Linked DNA regions of Homo sapiens: region 1 is linked to region 2. A link is a loop called in an ENCODE intact Hi-C map of the cell type or tissue named here. Cell type or tissue: PC-3. All regions are shown on one strand. Each heading gives the region's core, and the rest is flanking DNA. Links, peaks and the distances in the headings are about the cores only.

What was found. Hi-C counts contacts between places; a loop is a spot of excess contacts. Peaks named below come from ENCODE experiments on the same cell type or tissue, not always from the same donor. Only the 100,000 strongest peaks of a DNase experiment are listed, where the experiment ranks them.
Region 1: it touches region 2 in a loop (2.9-fold over the local background); 2 of 110 quality-filtered maps call a loop at or near these places.

Annotation. Positions count from the first base shown.
Region 1 is chr4:86,498,303-86,516,356 of GRCh38, forward strand. It overlaps a transcript of MAPK10 not described here. Among named protein-coding and RNA genes, the nearest start is that of MIR4452, 35 kb to the right of the region's middle. RefSeq lists an enhancer at 372-481. In PC-3, for the core only: no CTCF peak of the experiment used is centred there; a DNase peak (open chromatin) is centred at 10,389; H3K4me3 peaks cover 1,223 bases; H3K27ac peaks cover 1,679 bases.
Region 2 is chr4:86,668,171-86,673,170 of GRCh38, forward strand. PTPN13 (protein tyrosine phosphatase non-receptor type 13) reads left to right here. Exons shown (of 48, transcript NM_080683.3): 3 at 4,195-4,373. Among named protein-coding and RNA genes, the nearest start is that of PTPN13, 76 kb to the left of the region's middle. In PC-3, for the core only: no CTCF peak of the experiment used is centred there; a DNase peak (open chromatin) is centred at 2,791; H3K27ac peaks cover 1,380 bases.

The DNA of each region.
Region 1 (18,054 bases), core at 7,586-12,585, 160 kb before region 2:
GTTACCACACAACTGAGCCACATTCTTCAATATCACTTTTATTGATAATAAACCTGACATTTTGATCTTCATCGGTTTGATTATTTTATCTAACTCTAGTTATATGCCAAACACAAGGAGTAACAACAGAGCCATCATTTTGGAGACTCTTAAAACTTCATCAAACTGAGTGCCCTGAAAAGTGACTGGTTGTGGCTTTTAGATAAGAAGAAAGTGGAAGTCCACACACACAGAAACAAAGGAGACTAGGATCATTAAGACAATTATCCACAAGCTCCCAAATCTACATTAAGAAAACAAAATACTAAAAATTTTTAGTGAGAGTTGACTCATAACAGCACTGCTATAATAAGAATTTAGAATTAAATTGAGGTGGCTTTATAAACCGTGGGTCACCACCACAAATATGTAGGGTACACCACTCTGTTGCTGCCTAAGCGTATTTAAGCTAGCTACCACTAGAGGGACCCTAATCGCCAAACATCATTTATAGCTAACCTTAACAGCCCTTTTCCTTTCCTTCAGACCCTTGTTTATCTGTATAGATGTAGTTGTGGAACACCAAAGTGGCACTCAAAGAAAGTAAAATAACAAAGTTCTTAATATTTGTGAAGTACTGAAACATGCACTGTTTCAGACTGTGTCTCCAAATTAACCTCTCTTCTTAAAGCTCACCTGACCATAGGTTTAGTTCAAATGTGGAATGGATCATTTGCTTTTTAAAAGCCACATCCAATTATAGAGAATCATAAGTTAATATTCACATCCTTTTGCGATTACAATTGTGTTAAATGAAATACTTCTTTCAAGCAAGTAAGCCATTACTATGCTTTCAAACTCCTCCCAAAATCAGTGTCTGGGGAGTAAGGAGTATGCAAACCTCAGGATAACACACACAGAGACACACACTCATATAGAGCACAGGATAAAAAGTTATACAAAAGGAAAAGTAGCTTTATATTCCAGATTATCACAATCAAACAGTTCAGAGGAGATTTACACTGCCCTGGACCTGCCTAACTTTAACTACCAGCAGCTAAGTTGCAAGCACACCAGGAACCTTGACTTCAGTGCATGACCAAAAACAGGGTGGGGAGTAACACAGCAAGAACATTTCCAGACAATTCTGCTGATGCACTTGTTGGTTCGGTTATTTTCTTGCCAGGGCCACACATACACACCCATAGGCAGTGCCTCCAGGTCACGAAACACACTGGAAATGTGTATATTGTTCAGTCAATATCAATTAGACAAAAAGACAAACCATATAATGCACTATCCAAAGAGGATTTGTTTTTTGCTTTAATCGTTGATTTTGCTTGCTTGCTATAGCTAAGACAACTAGTCACCTACACAACATCTATTCTCTTCTTTTTCCTTAATGATAGAACTTTAAGAACTTTAATTTTATTCCAAGTAGTGATGTATCCAGCTAAAGGACTGCATTTGCCAATCTCTCCTGCAGATAGGGATGGTTGGTAAACAGTAAGTGGGCCTTTAGAGAAAGCTCCTTAAGACAAACAGCTGAAGTATGTCTTTTTGTCCTTTCTGCTTCCTCCCTGATTAGAAGACATATATGATGTCTGTCTGGGATCCCAGCAACCATCTTGGACCACGTGAAAACCTTGGGGATGGAAATCACATGCTATGGATGGCGAAGAAAACTAAAAGCGCCTGAGTCACTGATACCACTTTAGAGCTACCATATAAGCCTCTCTTAAGCCTTCCTTTTATGAAAGAAATATAAAATTCCATCTTGCTGAATTCCTATCTGTGTTACTAGCAATTGAACAACTGATTTGCCAGCCATCTGAATTACCCAGATTGTCTGATAATTGGTCAATACCCACTTCATTTTAGGATATAGAAATAAAGCTTCAAAACTGGCCATAATAGCTATGGTGATTTGATCCTCAAAACTAAAAATTAGGTCACACAATAAGAATAGTCTGAATCCACTTATGGGAGAAGCAGATCAGCTTATTTGAAATCGGGTTGTGCTAGAATACCCAGATCATATGATTCTATTTTCAGTTATTAAGTTCAAGCACGTTGCAGTAATCCTGACCTGATTTTCCACTTCATCAGGAAAAAGATAAGTTTGCGTACTGTGTGGTACACACTCTTCTAACTAGAAACTTCAGTTTAATACACAATCTCTGAAATTTATTTCACAAAGTGTTCTGAGTTTCCTGAAACTCAGGTTCCCCATAAACTTTGGGGGTTTTGTTGTAATTACACCTATGCTCCTTTCTCTGTGCTCAGGAAGAAGCATTATTGGCACCTGTATCCTGTAGAACTCAGTTCTATATATTTAATATTTGCCTTACCTAAGCCCTCTATATATGTTTCCCCATAAAAGGATAATAATACTAACCTTTCCTCCAGTGTGTGTTGTGATGTTTAATTAATGTTTACAAAGCATTTAGTGAGCTGCAGATGAAAGACTCTAAGGAAGCATAAAGCAATATCATTAGACTGACTCATCAGCTACTTTTATTAGCTATGCAAAATGAAAGCCATGTTGCTACAGCCAAAATAGTTATGGATACACATTAGGTAAAAAATATAAATTCCAGCACAATTTAAATCTATATACCACATCTACAAAGCAAACACCTGAAGCTCCTTAATAGGACAATTTTTTTCTCTGATAAGTATTTGAAATCTGTTAACATTTAAAAATATAAACAGATTAGAAGGTTAGGGTAATGGTAAAAACATGATACTTTGGTAAACATATGAAACTCTTTACACTTTCTTATGTGAATGAAGATTTCATTTGCAATGATGTGAAACTCTCTACGATCTGAAAAAAAAAAAAAAAAAAAAAAAAAACTTTTAATTGATTCTTTTTCATTTGAAATTAGCAATAATGACCTGAATTCCACAGGAGATAAAAACAATAAATTGAAAACCTTGAAAATTAGTTCAGGTAATAGTTCTTGAGTTTCTCTGTGCCCTATGTTCAGGTGCAGGCTATTTTATATATAGTCTTCAACAGCTTTCAACCAAGTGGTATACAACTGTATTTATTTAATAAGCATATATTAATATTGTATATTTTTTCTGAACCAAGGAATCATTTACACTATACATTCTAGTCTACAATGTAAAACTAAAATATCATTTTATTGTGTGACATGGAGCTCTTTTTCAAGTTAAAACAGCTCTGTATCCTAGTGTTTCCTTGCTGTGTAGCAGAATGAGAATTAGGAACTAGGAAGAGCCCAGCTGGTAAGGAGGGTTCGCTTTTTTATAATTAGTTGGGTTAAACCCATAATATCCATCTATAACTTATCCAGGGTATTCTGTTTCAAAGAGAAGTAATAGTCTTAAAACAGAAAACATGCATTTGTATGCATGTGTGTGTGCATGCACACACACACACACACACACACTACTGTGCAGTCAAAGAACAGACTCCATGTCAGTTTTGAAAGACATACCAACTGGGTTCAACATTACATTGTGTCAGAGAATGAAGTGATGACTATCCTTCACTCAAAAAATGCATAGTTGAATTTTTCCTCCAACTTCCAATTTGGTTAATTTGAGAACTTGTGGTTTAGTAGGTTACATGGAAGATTAAGGAGACTCACATCCATAATTGTCCCAAAAAAGCACAAAGTTAACATTCTCCTGAGTTGAAAGTAAAGACTATTATGGAAATTAATTAATCCCTTAACAACAACCACAACAAAATGGCAGGGCACTGCATGGCAGCACTGCAGGGTCTTTTAAAGGTAAATGGATTTCATGCCATTTTAACCAGTTCAAGTATAAAGTCATCCAAGTTTTAGAAATATTCTGAAACCATTTTCTTCTGCCTCTTTAACGGCTACTTTTTGATCTCCATTTTTTTTCCTCCTCTAAATGTGTTGTGACTCATACATTTACAACTTGGATGTCCCCAAAATAGTAACCACCCCCATTCTATTGCCATATATTTTTGTGTTATAAATTAAAATGGGAAGAATACCCATTCAGAATATAATGGAAAACAGCATCCCCCAACTCGCTCCTGAAGTATCTTCATGAATTCTAAAGAAGCTTAACATTATTCTGAGTCATTTCTTGCTTGGATTTCTTGCTTCTACTGAATTCTCCAAAGTAAAGCTAAATTCTCCTTAGCTTTACTTTGCATTGACTTAATAATATGAAGTACATTTCTCTTGACCATTCCTTTGAAACTCACAAAACTTCTTGTTTCTCTTTATATCACTCCTATACCTCAGCATGCTCTGAGTTTTATTTTCCACTGTAATATGGCCCATCAAGGTGATTGACCAAACAAAAAGTTTTTGAGGCATATTCTTGATAGCTTTTAAATGTACATTGCCTCTCCTCCATATGTCAAATTAACTTTCCCACTACAGAGAATTCTTCTGGCACCTATAATTAATATTCTCTTTGGTACATTCTTTCCTTTAGAGTTCTTATTTAGTTTGATAGAAAATGACTCCCACATTTCAGTCAACGTTTATCTCTCTTCTTTATTCTGGACTTACATTTTCATTCTAAAAGACATTTTTGCCAAAATTTACCACCAACACCTCAAACTCAGCACATAAACAAAAATAACAGACTTTTTTGTGAGGCTTATTCTGTGTGGATCATCAATATAGACTACAGAGTCAAGTAACAAAGATTTATTCTAGGAAGAAGGGTGGGATCCTTCAGTTCAGAAGATTACAGTTTCCAATGCCTCTGGAATCTCAAAAGAGGGACTGCTGAAAGAGGATGGAAGAATAATAATTTAAAGGTGAGTTATGAGGTCAACCTAGATGTCTAGCATTTCAAAGCCATGTCATCCAAAGTTAAGGGTATCATCTTTCCCAAACAAACTCATTCTGTTCCTGATGTTCTGAATTCTGTTAATGCAACCACAATTTTTCTCATCATGCAATTTCAAAATTTTAACTTAGACTCTTTTGTCTCTGGCTCTATATTCCTTCAGTTGCCTAGTTCTTCCAGTTCAGACTCTGAAATGTCAGTTCCATTCTCACCTTTGCTACTTTACTTCCAGCTCCCATACTTTTCCAATTAGATTGTTGAAATGGGTACCTAAAATATCTCTCTATCCTCAGACTTTTTCATCTAATCGAATTCTTCCCATCTGTGGGTACCAACTGATAAATTTTCATAAAGTACCACACTGATGGTATCACTTTCCTATAAAACTTTCAAAGGCTCATTATTACCTAACAAATTGAGTGCACACTCCTTAGTAACCTCTCCATTGCAATTCCAAGGGTCAGTTCTCCATCCTCATCTTATTCAACCAATAAGAAGCATTTGAGAATTAATCTGTAGCCTGGATTTCTACAGTTGGTCCCTTGCTTCAACGCTTACCTAATAATCTATTTCACAAACAGCCATGGTAATTATTTTAAAACATTTCAGATTATGTCACTGTTCTGATTTAAATCCTCCAATGGCTTTTTAAAAAATCTCATTTGGGGTAAAATTCAAAGTGCTTATAATGGCCTGCAAGATCCTATATAATATGGCTGGCTATGCACTACCAGACCCCATCATCTACCACAATTAATTATTCATCTCCCTAATCCTACTCTAGCCACACCAGTCTTTTTGCTCTTACCCAAGGACAGCAAACATGCTCCCACCTCTTGGGCTTTGTACGCATTCCACTCTTCTTCCTGAGACCTACAGGGCCCTCCCTAATTCATTCAAATGTCTATACAAATGTCACCATAGTAGAGAGTTCTCTCTCCAATCTATCAAAGTAACATTCCCCCCAGCCTACCCAGATAATCCCTATTATCTGTAACACTTAACATCATTAGAAATATCATAGTTATTTGTGTAATATTTTTTATTGTCTGTCTCTTCTCACTAAAATATAAGCACCCTGAGGGAGGGTCTTAGTTTCTTTTACAACTATTTTCCCAGAGCCTAAAAGAGCATACTGCACTTAATTCAATAAATATTTCTTGAGTGAATGAATAAATGAGTCTCACAGAATGAACCTCTCTACAGAAATCCTATGCTAGCCCAGTGAAATCCAACCTGTGGGCCAAAGATCTGGGAAGTAGTAAAGTAACGTAAAGGGGTCTGTGAATCCACATCCTTCCGATTATTGTCTGTAAACTAAATTAACTACCATATTATACTATTACTTTAAAATGTATTAATTTATAGTAATCTTACCAACATGTATTTTTCCAAAGGATAGTAGCAGTACAGTTTACTATTATGTAGGAACCTACCAATTTTTTCTTATTAACAAGGGGTGTTCTTACTCAAAAACATTAGGAAGCTCACTGCTCTAGCCAAACGAAACCACTGCCTTTTCATCAAGTTGTCTATAAACATTCACACCTGTTCCTTTGCTAATATGTGTATCTTAACTAGCAAAACTTTTTCCTGCCCTCCACTTTCCACCCCATCCTCCAATTGATTTACTGTTTCAAATTCTAAATCATCATTATCTACACCTGAGTGAGCATATGCCTAAGAGCTGGCAATAAGACACATGATGACTGGCTGGGGTGAGGAATGGAAAGGAAGAGCCAGAAGAGGAAAAGAAGTGCTACAAGATTCATGTGCTAGAACTCTCAAGTCCAATTTCACCTGCCTCCCAGTTTGCCTACAGTCCCTCTTTTGGGGGTATTAAGCACATCCAGCAAAGTCTTTCCACCAGCAAAGCCCATCCACTCTGCATCCTCCATAAATACAACACACTAATTCTAGACCCTGCACTATTTTTTCATACTAGTCAAAGTGCTCTGCTCACTGCTTTCTACCAAATAGCAACCATCACATAATTGTTTTGGTTCAACCTTCACCTGTTTCTGGAACTTTTCCCTGGCTAGCCAACAGCACATTCTTATTATTCCTCTATAGTGCTTCAGCAATTTAATACACATTTTTTCAAACAAATTTTCTACTCTTTGATAATTTATTTTTAAGTTTCCTTTCAGCATCATGCAATATGCCCATATAACCTGCCCATGTACCCCCTGAATCTAAAATAAAAGTTTAAATTATTTTTTAAAAATGGGCCAGGCAAGGTGGCTCACACCTATAATCTCAACATTTTGGGAGGCCAAGGCAGGAGGATTGCTTGAGCCCAGGAGCTCAAGACCAACCTGGGCAACATAGAGAGACCTCATCTCTACTAAAAATTTGTGGTGGCATGCATCTGTAATCCCAGCTTATCAGGAGGCTGAGGTGGTGTTTGAGCCTAGTTCAAGGCTGTAATGAGCTATGATCACACCACCACACTTCAGCCTGGGCAACAGAGTGAGACCCTGTTTTTAAAAAAAAAAGTTTCCTTTTTTCATTTATTCTCTTAAATGTGAACTCCTGCGAAGACATGAGAGCCTCAGATATTTCTTTTCTTTTATAGGTGTCTTTCCATTATACAATAATGCCTAGTACTAGACTAGGAACAGAAGAGATAAAGAAAGATATCCTATGAAGGCACTGAATTAGCCTTTAGCTGGATTCACAAACCTATAGGCCAATTTAAATTGTACTCATTTTCAAATTTCTTTAGGTCATGAACTAGCCTACTTATTGCGTCAATATCTATAAATTACTTCCCCAATTCTGTCCTTTCTAAAGTGTATATGCTCTGTCCTCTAGCAGATGATCTTGTTCCTGAACTTCAATCCAATGAGCTCTCATTGAACTCCTTAATGTAAAACATGAGCTAGGCAATATAGAGACATACTCCTTGCCCTAAAGGAATTCATAATAATTCCTTAAAGAAAACATTTTTAAAGCACCTGGTATGTGTTAGGCACCCAAGAACTATTCTATACAGCACAGAAAATGAGATATTCACACCTATAAACAAAAGACAGCGTATTACATTCCAAAAGAAAGGCAGTCGGTCATATGAAAATCCAGGAAGGGAAAAATTAATTCTGAACATAATACCAAGGAATCTTTTATTGAGGAACTGTCCTCTGAATAGGACCATTAAGGAGAAGAATTTTCATGAGAAAATGAGTGAGGGATATGCTAGAAAGGCAGTTGTTTCTGAATCTAATGGTCAAAAATATGGGTTTTGAAAGTCAGAGGGTCTTGGTTCAAATTGTATTTTTGTCACTTACTTGATGAACATCCCCAAGTAGCTTATTTAACTTCAACTGTGGTTTCTTCATTTACAAAATGGAGATAATGTGATTACACACTGCATAAAAACAGACTCTTAGCTGCTGCCTGGCACAGAGTAAGTGCTGACTAAAAGATAGCACTTAGTTTGTGTTCCCCCAGAAGAAGACCATGACTCAAAGATCCAACTACAAATAGTTTATTTGAAAGGGGGCCACAGGAATCACTGATAGGAAGGGGAGGAAGGGAGTCAAGGAAGGGAAGGCAGCACACAAAGTGTGTATTATTAAGTAAATTACCACTACTGGAGCCTAATCTAGCTGGAAACTCCAGGAGCCAGTGTCGACTCAAAGGTCAAGAGGAGCAGAGAATTAAAAACCAACCACAACAATCAAGGTCAGAACTGCTCCCAGACTGAGGAGCAGAAATTCCTCTTCTCCAGCAGAGGAGAAAGCTGTCAGGGAAAGACACACAGATACAGTTAAGGCAGCTGTGCTAAGTGGTAAGCCTCAAGGGGATTTGGGTAAGGCTCTGCCCACACTAATACAATATACATAAAAATATGAGTATATATATGCTTGAGGCTATAAGGAATATGTATCAGAAATTTATCTAATTGATGTATTAGTTAAAAATAAAACATATATGATAAACAATATTCCAGGCAAAGTTTTTAGAAGATGCAATAATCCAGAAAAAATTTTACACATGTATAACAAATTATCATACTGAATATAAAAAAGAATTACTACATATCCAACATAAGAACAACCCAATAAAAATAGATTAAAAGATATGAAAATGTAAAGAATAAGAGGCAAGCCCCAGAACAATAGATGAAATAGTCATTAAACATAAAAGAATAAATGACCAGGGAAATAAAAGTAAAAACAATAATAAAATACCAGTTCTAAGCTATTAGATTGACCAAATACAATTTGGCTATATCAAGTGTCAGCAGATGTGTAGACAGAGTAGTGCGGAGAAAAAACCCCTTTCATTGCGACTGCCACTTTGAAGGGCAATAATCATTATCCACCAAAAACAAAACTAAGCTTACCTTTTGGCCTAGTGATTCCACTTCTCAGTATCTCGCCTAGAGAAATACCCATGTGCACAATAATGTTTATTGAAGCATTGCCTACAATTCTGCAAACAAGCCTACAAAGGAGACAGACTAAATATTATGTAATACCATGTTACTATTAAAAAGAATAAACTGGAGATATATATATATATATATATATATATATATATATATATATATATATATATATATATAAAATCATGTGTAAATTCCCAAGATATATTGCTAAGGGTAAAGAGCAATGGCATACAGTGGTATAGAATTATACTGTGAAAGTTGTCAGAATCAAAATGGAGCCACTTGTGTTAAAAATCCTAAAAGACAGAGCCTCAGAAGGCCATGAAGAGAGGGTTCTCATGCACCAATGCCTGATAACAAGAACTATCACCAAAGACTCTGAAAAAACTACAAACTTGCACAAAGGCCATTGCAACTGTATACCAAAAAGAAAAAAAAAATACTCCTGTAGACATCTACCCAGCAATTGTCTGTCAGCCTTGGACTGTCATCACCCTTGGTATTGATCTCTGTAACCAAAAATAATTATCTCAAACCAATTATGTAATTCTTCTCATTTAAAAAGAAAACATTGTCTTCTTTTACCCTCCTGAACACACACATAGTTTACTATGGCATGTGTATTCCCATTGTATTCCTATTCGCAAAAAAATATCATTTTCTTTTAGAGAATCTTCCTCTCTGTTATTTAGTTTCGCATTAATGGTGTCAGCAGTGAGGCCAAAGTTAGCTCACCTTTGATGGATTGGTGGCCTGTGGAATTGAGTGCAGTACTGACTTCAATGTTGCCTTTTCTTCCATAGTGAATCTTCTCTAGGACTCTTGGACTCCCTCCCTTTGGTGAGTTCTTTTTTACTTTATTTGGGATCTGATTTGGTTATAAGGCCACCTTAAATAAAGGACCTTGCATCCCTCCTGGGACTATAAAAGTTATTTCTGGCGAGCCCTTTCTGGTAAAAGACAAGTGTCCTTCTGGTTTGAGTTATCTGGTTTCTACGGAGTTTACATTCTGTCTGTGAGGCATTCTTTTCTGGTGAATTCACTTTTGATTTGGTGCATCCGGCTTAATATTTTGTTTGATCTGCATGGCTGGGTTAAAAATTCTGTGAGCACTCTGATTTTGGTTTCATTTTGGTTAGGTTATGTGTGTCTGTAAATGATTTGGCTCTTTTTCCCTTACTTGTTTCTGAACATCTTCCAAGAGCAAAAATAAACATTCTAAATAGTAGGCATGATATGGCCAATTAAAAGCCACTGGGATGGTCACCATGATCTAAACCACCAGTGTAAACTTCCTGACAGGATTTATAGAATTTTCTTTGCTCTGGAGAAATTAGTCAGAAACAGAATGGGATTCTCAAACATTCAGGCATGTCAAGCTTTCTGGGACTCCAGCTGGCTACATGGCTTTTCCTCGTGCATGTTTTTAAATTAATGGCCATCATGAATATCATTTGAAGTCCCCAACCTTGTTTTTTTCTTAGAATTCAATTAGAAACTGCAATCAACTATAGAGTTAACATGTAGAGTCTTTTTAGTTATCTTTTTTTTTCTGGATACTCTAAATCTGTTAACTTTTTCATTTGTGTTAAGATAACACACTGTTGCTAATTTCAAAAGCTGCTTAGATCTTTTTTTAGAGCATTTTAACCAGGATAAGGATAAAAATCTTAAAGGGCTTTCAAATTAATGGCTTTACAAATTACAACCGCTTCATGGCAGCCAACAACCTAGACACCTTTTGGAAATGTAAATTGAGGTTTCCCTAACTATTAATTGCTTAGGGTGATGAAACAGTTAATTGAAGGATTGATATTCTATACGGACATAAAGAGATATGTGTTTATACAAATTAAGGTCTCAGATCAAATAGGTCAAAATCTTGAACTTAGCGCAATAATACAAGGTATCTCTGGCATAAAAATTGCTTTGTCTGTCTGTTACACGGGGGCCAGAAACGCTGACCAAAAAAAAAAAACAAACAAAAAAAAACCTGCCAAAATGCTTCCCTGTCCGCATTGTCTAGTCAAGAAAACCAGATCAGCAAACAAAAGAAAGATTTGTTACTAAAAAATTTAAGGCAACTTGGAGATTTTGACTTTCTTACAGAATTTAGCCAGTCCCAGCTAAAATGTAAACAATTGAAAATTTAACCCTAAACTCATTTAAAACTGGAAAAAAAGATGTGAGATTTATTTAAAACCAAGATGCTTTACCTAAAAATTTTGGTCCACAGCTTTTCTTAGATTATCTATTAGGGAAAATAACACTTATCCACCTGAACAGGTCCCATTTTGTCAAAAATACAATTTGGGTCCAACTATTTTTTTATAAACTTGTGAGTTTGTATTACTATGCTTTACTATCTAGTGACTGAAATTCTAAAATTAAAGCTATAAGATCTTTATTGTGTGCATGTATATGTGTTTATGTGTGTTGACATGTGTTGTATGCTGTGTCTAAATTGTAAAATCTGGTGTACTTGGCTAGAAATTCCTTAAGAAATCCTATTCGGATTAGCTCAGATAAATAAGCAATCATAAAATATATAGTAATTAATCCAAATGCCTTTTAGTTCATACAACTTAAGTAAATCTTTGATAAATAAGCTGTTGGTGTTTTATTGGTAGGGGGTGGTTTGTTTTGAGGTGGGGTCTTGCTTTGTTCCTAGGCTGGAGTGCAGTGGTGCTCATTGTAGCCTCAAACACCTGTGCTCAATCAATCCTCCCACCTCGGCCTCCCAAGTAGCTGGGACTACAGGTATGTACCCCCATGCCTGGCTAATTTTTGTATTTTTTGTAGAGGCAGAGTTTTACCATGTTGCTCAGGCTGGTCTGAAACTCCTGGCCTCAAGCGATTATCCCACCTCAGCCTCCCAAAATGCTGAAATTATAGGGATGAGCCACCACCCCTGGCCCAATAAACTGGCCTTGAATTTGTTGATAAAATAAAAACAGAAATTTTTTCAAATTGTCAATCAATAGATGAATGAAAATGTCATGTATATAAATACACATGAATATATCTATATACATGTATATAAATACACATGAATATATCTATATGCATGTATATAAATACACATGAATATATCTATATGCATGTATATAAATATACATGAATATATCTATATACATGTATACAGATATACATGAATGAAAGAAAATGTCATGTATATAGATATACTCAATGGAATCTAATTCAGCCATTAATAAAGAGTAAAATCCTGTAATTTGCAGCAACATAGGTGGAACTGCAGGTCATTATGCTAAGTGAAATAAGCCAGGCACAGAAAAACAAATATAGCACGTTCTCATTCATATACGAAAGCAAAAAAATTGGCTCTCATGGAGGTAGAGAGTAAAATGGTTACCAGAGGCTAGGAAGAAAAGTGGGGAGGGAGGCATGAAGAGAGGTTGGTTAAGGGTACAAAATACAGTTAGATAGAAGGAATAAGTTCTAGTATTCAGTAGTACAGAAGGGAAATTATAGTTAACAATAATTTATTCTGTATTTCAAAATAGCTAGAAAAGAAAATTTGTACTATTTCCAACACAAACAAAAGATGAATGTTTGAGGTGATGGATATCCCAGGTACCCTGATTTGATCATTACACATTGTATACAGGTATCAAAATACCACATGTACCCCAAAAATGTGACAACTATTATACATCAATTTTTTTTTATTTTAAAAACAGGTTTCGGCTGGGTGTGGTGGCTCATGCCTGTAATCCCAACATTTTGGGAGGCCAAGGTGAGTGGATTACATGAGCTCAGGAGTTCGAGACCAGCCTGGGCAATGTAAGGAGACATTTTGGGAGGCCAAGGTGAGTGGATTGCATGAGCTCAGGAGTTCGAGACCAGCCTGTGCAATGTAGGGAGACCTTGTCTCTACTAAAAATAAAATAAAATAAAAAATCAGCTGGGTGTGGTGGCACATTCCTGTAATCCCAGCTACTCAGGAGGCAGAGGTGGGAGGATGGCTTGAGCACAGGAGGTGAGGTTGCAGTGAGCCATGATCGCACCACTCTGCTCTCCAGCCTGGGCGATAGAACCAGATCTTGTCTTCAAAAAAGAAAAAACAAGGAGGAAAGAAGAAGGAAGAAGAATACAGAAGGAGGAAGAGGAAAGAAGAAGGAAGAAGAATACAGAAGGAGGAGGAGGAGGAAGAGGAAGAAGAAGAAGAACAGGAAGAAGAAGAAGGAGGAGGAGGAGGAGGAGCGGGAGCAGGAGGGGGAGCGAGAGGGAAAGGGGGAGGGGAGAGAGGAAGAGAAAGAAGGAGAAGGAGAAGAAGAAAAGGAAGGAAGGAAGGAAACAAGGAAGGAAGGAAAGAAGGAAGGAAGGAGCAGGAATGAAGGAAAGGAGGGAGGGAACAAGGAAGGAAAGAAGGAAGAAAGGAGAAGAATGAGGAGGAAGGAAAAAGAAGAAGAATTAAAATACAGATTTTAATAACTAAAGTTGATTAATTAATTTTTTTAGAATTCTAATGAAGAAACTGCTGAATTCATGAAACTACTCATCAAGATCAAGCAGAACAAAAATTACATGACATTAAGTAACTGCTGAAGATAATGTTTTTATGACTTTAATTTGAAAGATTTTTGACTCCTAAGTGTTTTGTTTTCCAAATTTAAGGTAACTTTTTTCTTAAGCTATCTATAGTTTAAAGCAATACGGTAAAGCATACTTTTGAGAACAAAGGTGGAAATATTTACTTTTTCTTCTTACTTGATCCCTCCAAAATTTGGAAACTCTTCATGAGTATTCTTATGGCTGTATGGTTATTTGGATAAGTTCAGTAAAAATCTACTTTCTCTTTATAACAGAATACAATTGGAAGCATTGGCTATATTACCAAGGCATTGACTGGAATATCATATTTGAGAACGTGCATAGAATGCCTGGTTTCAAGGGTTTCCAGCCTTATAGTGAGTGAGTAAATATTGTCACTTCCTGGCAGGCCCCAAAAACCTTAAGATGGTAGGTAAAACCTAAAATCTACCTTGGTTTGACTTCCTAGCCTCAAAAGGTTTTAAATCTGAGATTTTCATGTGATCAATATAGAGATAAAAACTTATGTTTCTAAAGAAAAGCTATAATATATGTGTTATTAGACTGTAGCCTTGTGCATTGTTTTTGAGTCCTTGCTATCTACCTACAGACTAGACTATATCCTGAATTCTTCTAGAGTCCTCCAATTCAACTTTCTCCCATGGAATTACTAAAAATGAGACCTCTTTTGTTCTGAAGCCCTGAAAACTAAAACTAGATGAATTTTAAGGGATAAGTTTCATGACTGATGGATGTGTCACACAGAAAGTTAAACAAACCACCTGATGCCATAGCCAGGGACATTGAAACTGCAAACCAGGATAAGAAGTTAATGTCTTCATTCCTCAGACAGCTTTTCCCAAGACCTCAGAACAACCCTCCATATCATAATGAGACTCTTACCTCTCTTAATGCCCACCTTTTTCACTTGGCAAGATAATGGTGACATTAAAAGTTAACAATCAGAACCTTCTGCTGGTAACTTGACAGAACCTATCCTAGAACATCCTTTTTTTCTTTTCTTTTCTTTTTTTTTAGAGATGGGTCCTAATCTGTGATGCAATCATAGCTCCCTTCAGCCTCAAATTCCTGTGCTTAAGCAGTCCTCCCATCTCAGCCTCCCAAGTAGCTAGAACTACAGGCACATACCACTATGCTCAATTTATTTTTTTACTTTTTGTAGAGACAGGATCTCACTATATTGCCCAGGCTGGTCTTGAACTCCTGACCTCAAGTGATCCTCCTGCCTTGGGATCCCAAAGAGTTAGGAATATAGGCATGAACCACCACACCCAAGCAAGGAGATCCTTTAGTCCACCTAGTAGATGACTTTGGCATCATCCCCAGTACAATGATTGATCACTCTCTGCTTTCATTAAATCCAGTCATAAGATATTAGATGACAAAATTGCTCAATATTAACTATTGGCTAATAAGGAGATGTCTGTAGCTATTGCTAATACTACATGCTGTACCTGGGTATATTCCTCTGGGAAAGTTGAGATCCATAAACACAAAAGGAGAAAACAGGCCACATGGTTACAAGTCTTACTTAATTTCCCACAGTAGGATTTCCCACAATCCTACTACTTGATTTATTCAAGTAGTAGCCTTTAAGCCTAGTCCATGACTCAAAACTTTTATACAAACTAAGCTTATTAATTTACTTTGCATTTTCCCTTTTTAAAACCTTATACCTATTGCTTGTTAAGTTTTTGGAGAAGTATGACTCCTGATAGAATAATACTGGCCACGCACTTTGAGATGATAACAAAGACCTATGGAACTGACAAAATTAACTTAACAATGGATTCCAGGTAGCCTTAGCCTGAAAGCCACTCCCTCCTAAGCTCCCTTGTTGCTCAAATGTGGCTAAAAATGTTCTGATACTGACTCCTACTTGCCAACCACTTCCCTCAAACATGGGAAGACCAGACCAAACCAGGACTGGTCTATCCCAGGACTGAAGGACAATCAAACCCTAACTACAGGATGATTCATCAGTGACGCTTTGGAGAAAGATCCTGATCCAAAGGGGGAAATGTGAAAGTTGTCAGAATCAAAATGGAGTCACTAGTGTTAAAAACTAAAAAAATAGACTTGGGGAAAGCCATGAAGACAGAATTCTCACGCACTAAGCCCTCATAACAAGAACTATCACAAAAGGCTCTGAAAAAAACCCACAAATTTGCAGAAAGGTTATCACAACCCTACACACAAAAAATACTTTTGTAAGAACATCTGCCCAGCAACTGCCCTTCCAACCTCAGATTGGCACCACCCTTTGTATTGATCCTTGTAGCCAAAACTAATTATCACAAAACAATTATACAATTGTCATTTTTCCTTTAAAAATCTTTGTCTTCCTTTACCTCTCTGAATATATACATAGTTTACTATGGTATGTATATTTCCATTGCAAAGCCCCATTCCTAAATAAATGTTTTCTTTTAGAGAGTCCCCTCTATTGGTTTTTTAAGTAGACAATAGTGTACTTAAAACACTCTCATACATAATACACCTCTACTCAAGTTTACAAGAAGTAACAATCAATTTTCTATGTGTACATTTACATGTATATTACAGCTTAAATAATATTCAGAAGCATCCACAAACCTACAACTATGATTACTGCTAGGAGGAAGTAAGAGATTATGGCTGTGGTGCTAGTCAAAGAAAAGTTTCATCATTTCTGTGAAGTTTCAATCTGGGGAAAGAAGCATTGTTCATGTATTATTTGTGTAATTCATACTAAGTGTAAAATAATCAATGTGTGTGGGGTTTACTTCTATTTTTGAAAGTGATTATTATTTCAATAGTTTTGGGGGAACAGGTAGTGCTTGGTTACTTGGATAAGTTCTTTAGGTGTGATTTCTGAGATTTTGGTGCACCCATCACCTGAGCAGTGTACACTGTGCCCAATGTGTAGTCTTTTATTCCTCACCCCCACCTCACACACTTTTCCTAGGGCCCCCAGAGTTCATTATATCATACTTATGCCATTGCATCCTCATAGCTTATTTCTCACTTATAAGTGAGAACATTCGTTGTTTGGGTTTCCATTCTTGAGTTACTTCACTTATAATAATGGTCTCCAATTCCAACCATGTTGCTGCAAATAGCATTATTTCATTCCTTTGTAAAATAGCTGAGTAGTATTCCACAGTTTCTGTATCCACTCTTTGGTTGATAGGCATTTAGGCTGCTTCCATAATTTTGCATTGTGAATTGTGCTGTTATAAACATGCGTGTGCAAGTGACTTTTTCATATAGTGACTTGTTTTCCTCTGGTTAGATACCCAGTAGTGAGATTGCTGGATCAAATTGTAGTTCTACTTTTAGTTCCTTAAGTAATCTCCACACTGTTTTTTATAGTGGTTGTACTAGTTTACATTCCCACCATCAGTGTAAAACTGTTCCCTTTTCACCATATCCATGCCAATATCTATTATTTTTTGATTTTTTAATTATGGCCATTCTTGTGGGAATAAAGTGGTATCACACTGTGGTTTTGATTTGCATTTCCCTGATTATTAGTGATATTGAGCATTTTTTCATATGTTTGTTGGACATTTGAATATCTTCTTTTGAGAATTGTCTATTCATGTTCTTTGCCCACTTTTTGATGGGATTATTTGTTTTTTTTCTTGCTGATTTGTTTGAGTTCCTTGTAGATTCTGGGTATTAGTCCTTTGTCGGATGCATAGTTTGCAAATATTTTCTCCTACTCTGCGGGTTGTCTGTTTACTCTGCTGAATATTTCTTTTGTTGTGCAGAAGCTTTTTAGTTTAATTAAGACACATCTATTTATCTTTGGGTTTTGTTTTTTGTTGTTGTTTTTTTTTTGTTTTGTTTTTGTTTTTGTTTTGCATTTGCTTTTGGGTTCTTGGTCATGAACTCTTTGCCTAAGCCAATGTCTAGAAGAATTTTTCCAATGTTGTCTTCTAGAATTTTTATGGTTTCAGGTCTTAGATTTAAGTTTTTGATCCATCTTAAGTTTATTTTTGTATAAGGTGAGAGATGAGGATCCAGTTTCATTCTTCTACATGTGGCTTGCCAATTATCCCAGCACTGTTTCTTGAATAATGTGTCCTCTGCCCATTTTATGTTTTTGTTTACTTTGCCAAAGATCAGTTGGCTGCAAGTATTTGGCTTTATTTCTGGGTTCTCTATTCTGTTCCATTGGTCTACATGCCTGTTTTTATAACAGTACCATGCTATTTTGGTGACTATAAACTTGTAGCATAGTTTGAAGTCGGGTAATGTGATGTCTCCAGATTTGTTCTTTTTATTTAGTCTTGCTTTGG
Region 2 (5,000 bases), core at 1-5,000:
TTACTCTTTCATAATAGCATTCTTGAATGCAGTCAACACACAATTAAAACACAGTACACGGAATTATAAGCTTCTAGAATCTCATTTTTAAATATTCTTTTGTTAGCATTTTTTTGAAGGATTTTAAATACATTTGCTTTAAATTTCTTCCTTTTAGTTAGACAAGATGAGTGAATTAAAGACTGATTCTAGCCACAACTCTAAATTCCCTCACTTGCAGGTTTGCATAACCCTTTAAAATTATTTTAAAATATTTTCTGTGGTTTGACTATGTTTTCTCAAGAATCCAGTACGTAAATGTCATGTGTGTGTTTACGGAATTTGACAGCAATGTAGTTTGTTGTCACGGTTTCTTTAACTTTATTACAAGCCATTTAAAAAATCACATTTGAAAATATTTGTGTAATTTCTCATTTTTGTTTTCTTTCTTTTCTTTTTTTCTTGAGACAGAGTCTCACTCTGTCACCCAGGCTGGAGTGCAGTGGTGTGATCTTGGCTTACTGCAACCTCTGCCTCCCAGGTTCAAGTGATTCTCCTGCCTCAGCCTCCCGAGTACCTGGGATTACAGGTACCCACCACCACGCCCAGCTAATTTTTTTTTTTTTTTTTTTTTTTTAGTAGAGACGGGGTTTCTCTATGTTGGCCAGGCTGGTCTTGAACCCCTGACCTCAGGTGATCTGCCCACCTCAGCCTCCCAAAGTGCTGGGATTACAGGCATGAGCCACTGCGCCCAGCCTGTCTGTATTTTTTTAACAAGCAAAAGTATGATCCTCCTTGGTAATTCTGTTTCTCACTGCTCTTCACCATTTCTCTGCCCAAAATTCTTGCTGTTCCTTGTACAAACTTAGTAACTTCCTGACCCACATGCCTTTGCTTTGGCCGTTTCTTCTTTTTTGAATCCTAACCTTAGCCATGGTCAAGTCTTACCTATTAAAGGGCCACATATAAAATAAGAAATTAATTCTTTATTGTAGTTGAAGTAATTTGGCTATCCTCCAAACTCTTTTTTTTCTTAGATACCTAATACTTTCTATCTTGTATTTATGTATGTATTATCTCCCCAATAATACTTTAGACTCTATTAGCAAATGACCTGTAATGTTGGGAAGAAGATGTATATATATATATATATATATATATATATATAGTGCTTAAAATAAAGATATACTTTAAATGTTCAATAAAAGCAAACAACATATTGTATAAAAGTTGAAATATATAGTTTCATCATTACACATTGTACATATGTACCAAAACATTACACTGTACGCTATAAATAAGTATGATTATATGTCCATTAAAAACAAAATACAACTTAATAAAAAAGGAGAGATACATATAGTTCTTAACAGAGTAATTATCAGTTTACTGACCTTGGTTGTCCTGGTAAGTGAATAAATCTCTACATTTTAGAGTGATAAGGAATTATGAATTGCTTTCACCTTCAGCAGTTCTGATTGGTGCTACCATGCTGAGGAGGGGAGAGGGTCAGTCTGTATCCAGGGATGAAAAGGAAGAATGTAGCAAGCCTTTTCTGGTCTGGGTGGATACCAGAATCCACAGTGACAGGACAGGGACAGGGCATAGCATTTAGGCTTCTAGGTGGCATTCAGGCCTCTGTGTTAGCTGTGATCCGCAATCATTTATAAATTTGAAATGGTAACAGTTACACTCAAAATCATAATTTTGCCTCCAAAAGAAAGACAATCTGGAATTAGCCATGACAGTTAGAATCCCAGCTTCCTAACTTAGATTCGGGACTTAGGTACTGGAGAACTGGACAGAAAGTCTAGTAAGTAGAATTAATTAAAATAGTGGGATGGAGATTGGCAGTAGTGAGCGAAAGAAGTGTTAGAGGGATGTTACAGCACCATACATGCATCAGTCCCCAAGAGAAGAGGAAGAATCTGGAAAAAAATAAAAAACCGAGAAGGCGCAGTCTTTGTGTTTGAGTACCCTAGGGCTCAGTCCTTGGTCTTCATTTCTTTTCTATCTTAATTCTTTTTTTTTTTTTTTTTGGTGACCTCATCAAGTCACATGGCTTTAAATACCATCTAGTAGGCCAGCAACTCCCAAAATATATCTGCAGTTGTGATCTTTATCCCACATTTCAGATCAAATTGCCTAATTGACATCCCCATTCAAATGTATAACAGATATCTTAAATGTAATAGGTTCCAAAGTTCTAATTCCTGCCACCACCTCCTAACCCCCACCTCAGCAGCCTGCACTATTTTAGACAATCTCTGTTGATGGCACTCTGTCCTTTTAATTACTCAGATCAAAACTTTGATGTCATCCAGAGTCCTCTTTTTCTGTCACTCCACATCCAGTCTGTCAGGAAATTCTGTTGTCACTACCTCTGAAATATCTTCAGTTACCAGCAGGTTCTCACCACCTCTATTGCCACCACTGTGCTTATTGGCCATCATCATCTCACACCAGATTATTAGTGCGTTGTCTTCCTAATTGGTCTCCTAGTGTTTGTTCCCCTTAGTTGATAATTTGACAGAAATTGATTTTAGATTGTTTTGTGATATCTGTGACATGAAATCTCATGGTTTTGAATGGTATCTTTTTGCAAGGGAAATATTGTTTTGCTTTGTCAGTTCTTTTCCAGCTAGATTGTGTGTTGTCTGTGTATGAAATAACTAAGAGGCGGCTTTTAACAGAAAACTTGTATAGTGACTGTAAAATACGACAACATATACCTAAGATTATGAGCTGTGATGATTCATTGAAATGATTCATTGAAATGTATTTGGCAATAACAATTGTGAGCCAAGTTTCAGAAGTCTGATGTATGATTGGTTAAGGCTTTGAGGACCATTGGTCTATAACACCACTTCAGTGCAACCTAAGATGTGCTGACTGATTAAAAGTTGCATTCAAACACATTTTTCTTCTTTGACACCATTATTAAAGACATGTCTCAGATTCATAAACATGCAGGTTTTTGACCTTCAAAGGAGGAATGACTTTTAGTAGTTTACTTTTTAATCATAAGTCATATTCTGATCATGTAGATGATAGGTAGAAGTTAAAAAGTCAGAATGATTCAGTCCTGATTTAAAAAAAATTCAGTTCTGGTTGTTTTCAGGAAAGTATAGATACTGTATGATAAACTTTTCCATGAACTTCTGTCAATGTCTTATCATTTGACAGAGTGATATCAGTATAATTTATTCAGATTGAATAATGGAATTTCAGTCATAGGCCTTTTGTGATTTTTCTATAGCTATTATCTTGAGTCTATAACCAAGTTCACCTAGCAGTTTTCTTAAAACCTGTATTAACTTACTTTTTATATGAGGGACAAAATAAAGTTTATTCTAATCAGTCTGTTTTGTTGAGCCTAATGTACAGCTTTACTTCTAGGTGGAGGCCTACTGGTGTCTAGGGAATGTATTTGTGTTAATACTCTTAGGTATGAGCTCTTAGGCATCTATACAGCCAAGCATTAAAACAAAAAGTTAAGGGACCTCATTGATCACATTTGGTAGTACAAAACAAGCTGCCTGAAATGCTAGTGAAATAATGAACAAATGTAAATAAGATAAAATCTAAATTCAAGCAAAATATATACTTCGACTCAAGACATTTCATTGTAGTTAGAAACCTTGTGAATGCCTAACAGGAATTTTCAAAGGAATTGATTTCTATCCATTTCAGAACACTATAGTCTAAATCGGAATCTTAACTTGGGATCTATAAATGGGTTATAAGTAGATCCATAAAACTTCAGAATTTATACAGAGCTTTATATTTATGGGCAATGTCCTTGAGAGAGAAACCACACCTTTCACCAATTTCTTAAAGGAATGCATAATTCAAAAAACATTAAAGAGCTACTAATCCTTATCCATATCTATATGTCACGTTGATAAAACATTTGAACCAAGTTTAATTCTTAAGAACAATGAAAGGGCTCTATTTCTAGTTTCTAGGATCTACCATCCAGATTTTGAAAGATTAAGCCAAATCAAGGCATTGTTGTTAATAATGCTACCTGTTGTATTTGTATGAAACCCAATCTTTTTGTAGCATGTTGATTTGGTATATGTTAACTACTTATTAACATCTATACAAATAGGCTGCATTATCCATTGAAGTGATTGCTGTTTCCTGTGATTATAATTTTAAGCAATTTTCTTCTTTTTTTTTATTTTTTATTTTGGTGCAATTACAAACCAGTAAGCCTAGCTGATCCTGCTGCCCTTGGCTTCATCATTTCTCCATGGTCTCTGCTGTTGCTGCCATCTGGTAGTGTGTCATTTACAGATGAAAATATTTCCAATCAGGATCTTCGAGCATTCACTGCACCAGAGGTTCTTCAAAATCAGTCACTAACTTCTCTCTCAGATGTTGAAAAGGTAACTGTTAAATTTTTTTGTTTGTTTTTTTATTTGGGTGGGGATAGGTCAAATAAAGACAATGGGCTACCATGTTTCAACCCTCTGAAAAATCTATTGAGTTTTAAATGACCGTGTATTCCAAGAAGTTCAGTTATTTTATTTAAGAATCCAAAATAGTTTTATAAAGATTTATGGATCTGAGAAATATATGAAAAAAATTAACCATTAGAAGCACATGTTTACAAATACTTATTAAATACCTGCTTTGTATAAAACACCGTGCCTGAGGAAGATATAGAAATAACTGGAAAGTTGACCCTGATTAACATGTACAGAACAATCTGTAACAGCAATCCTCATCCTTTTTGGCACCAGGGACTGGTTTCATGGAAGACAGTTTTTCCAAGGATGGGGTGGTGGGGGAATGGTTTTAGCAAGAAACTGTTCCACTCAGATCATCAGGCATTAGATTCTCATAAGAAGCATGCAGCCTCAGTCCCTCACATGTGCAGTTCATAATAGGATTCGCATTCCTATGAGAATCTAATGCCAACATTGATCTGACAGGAGGCAGAGCTCAGGTGGTAACGTTCACTTGCCTACTGCTCACTTCCTGCTGTGCAGCCTGCTTCCTAATAGGCCATG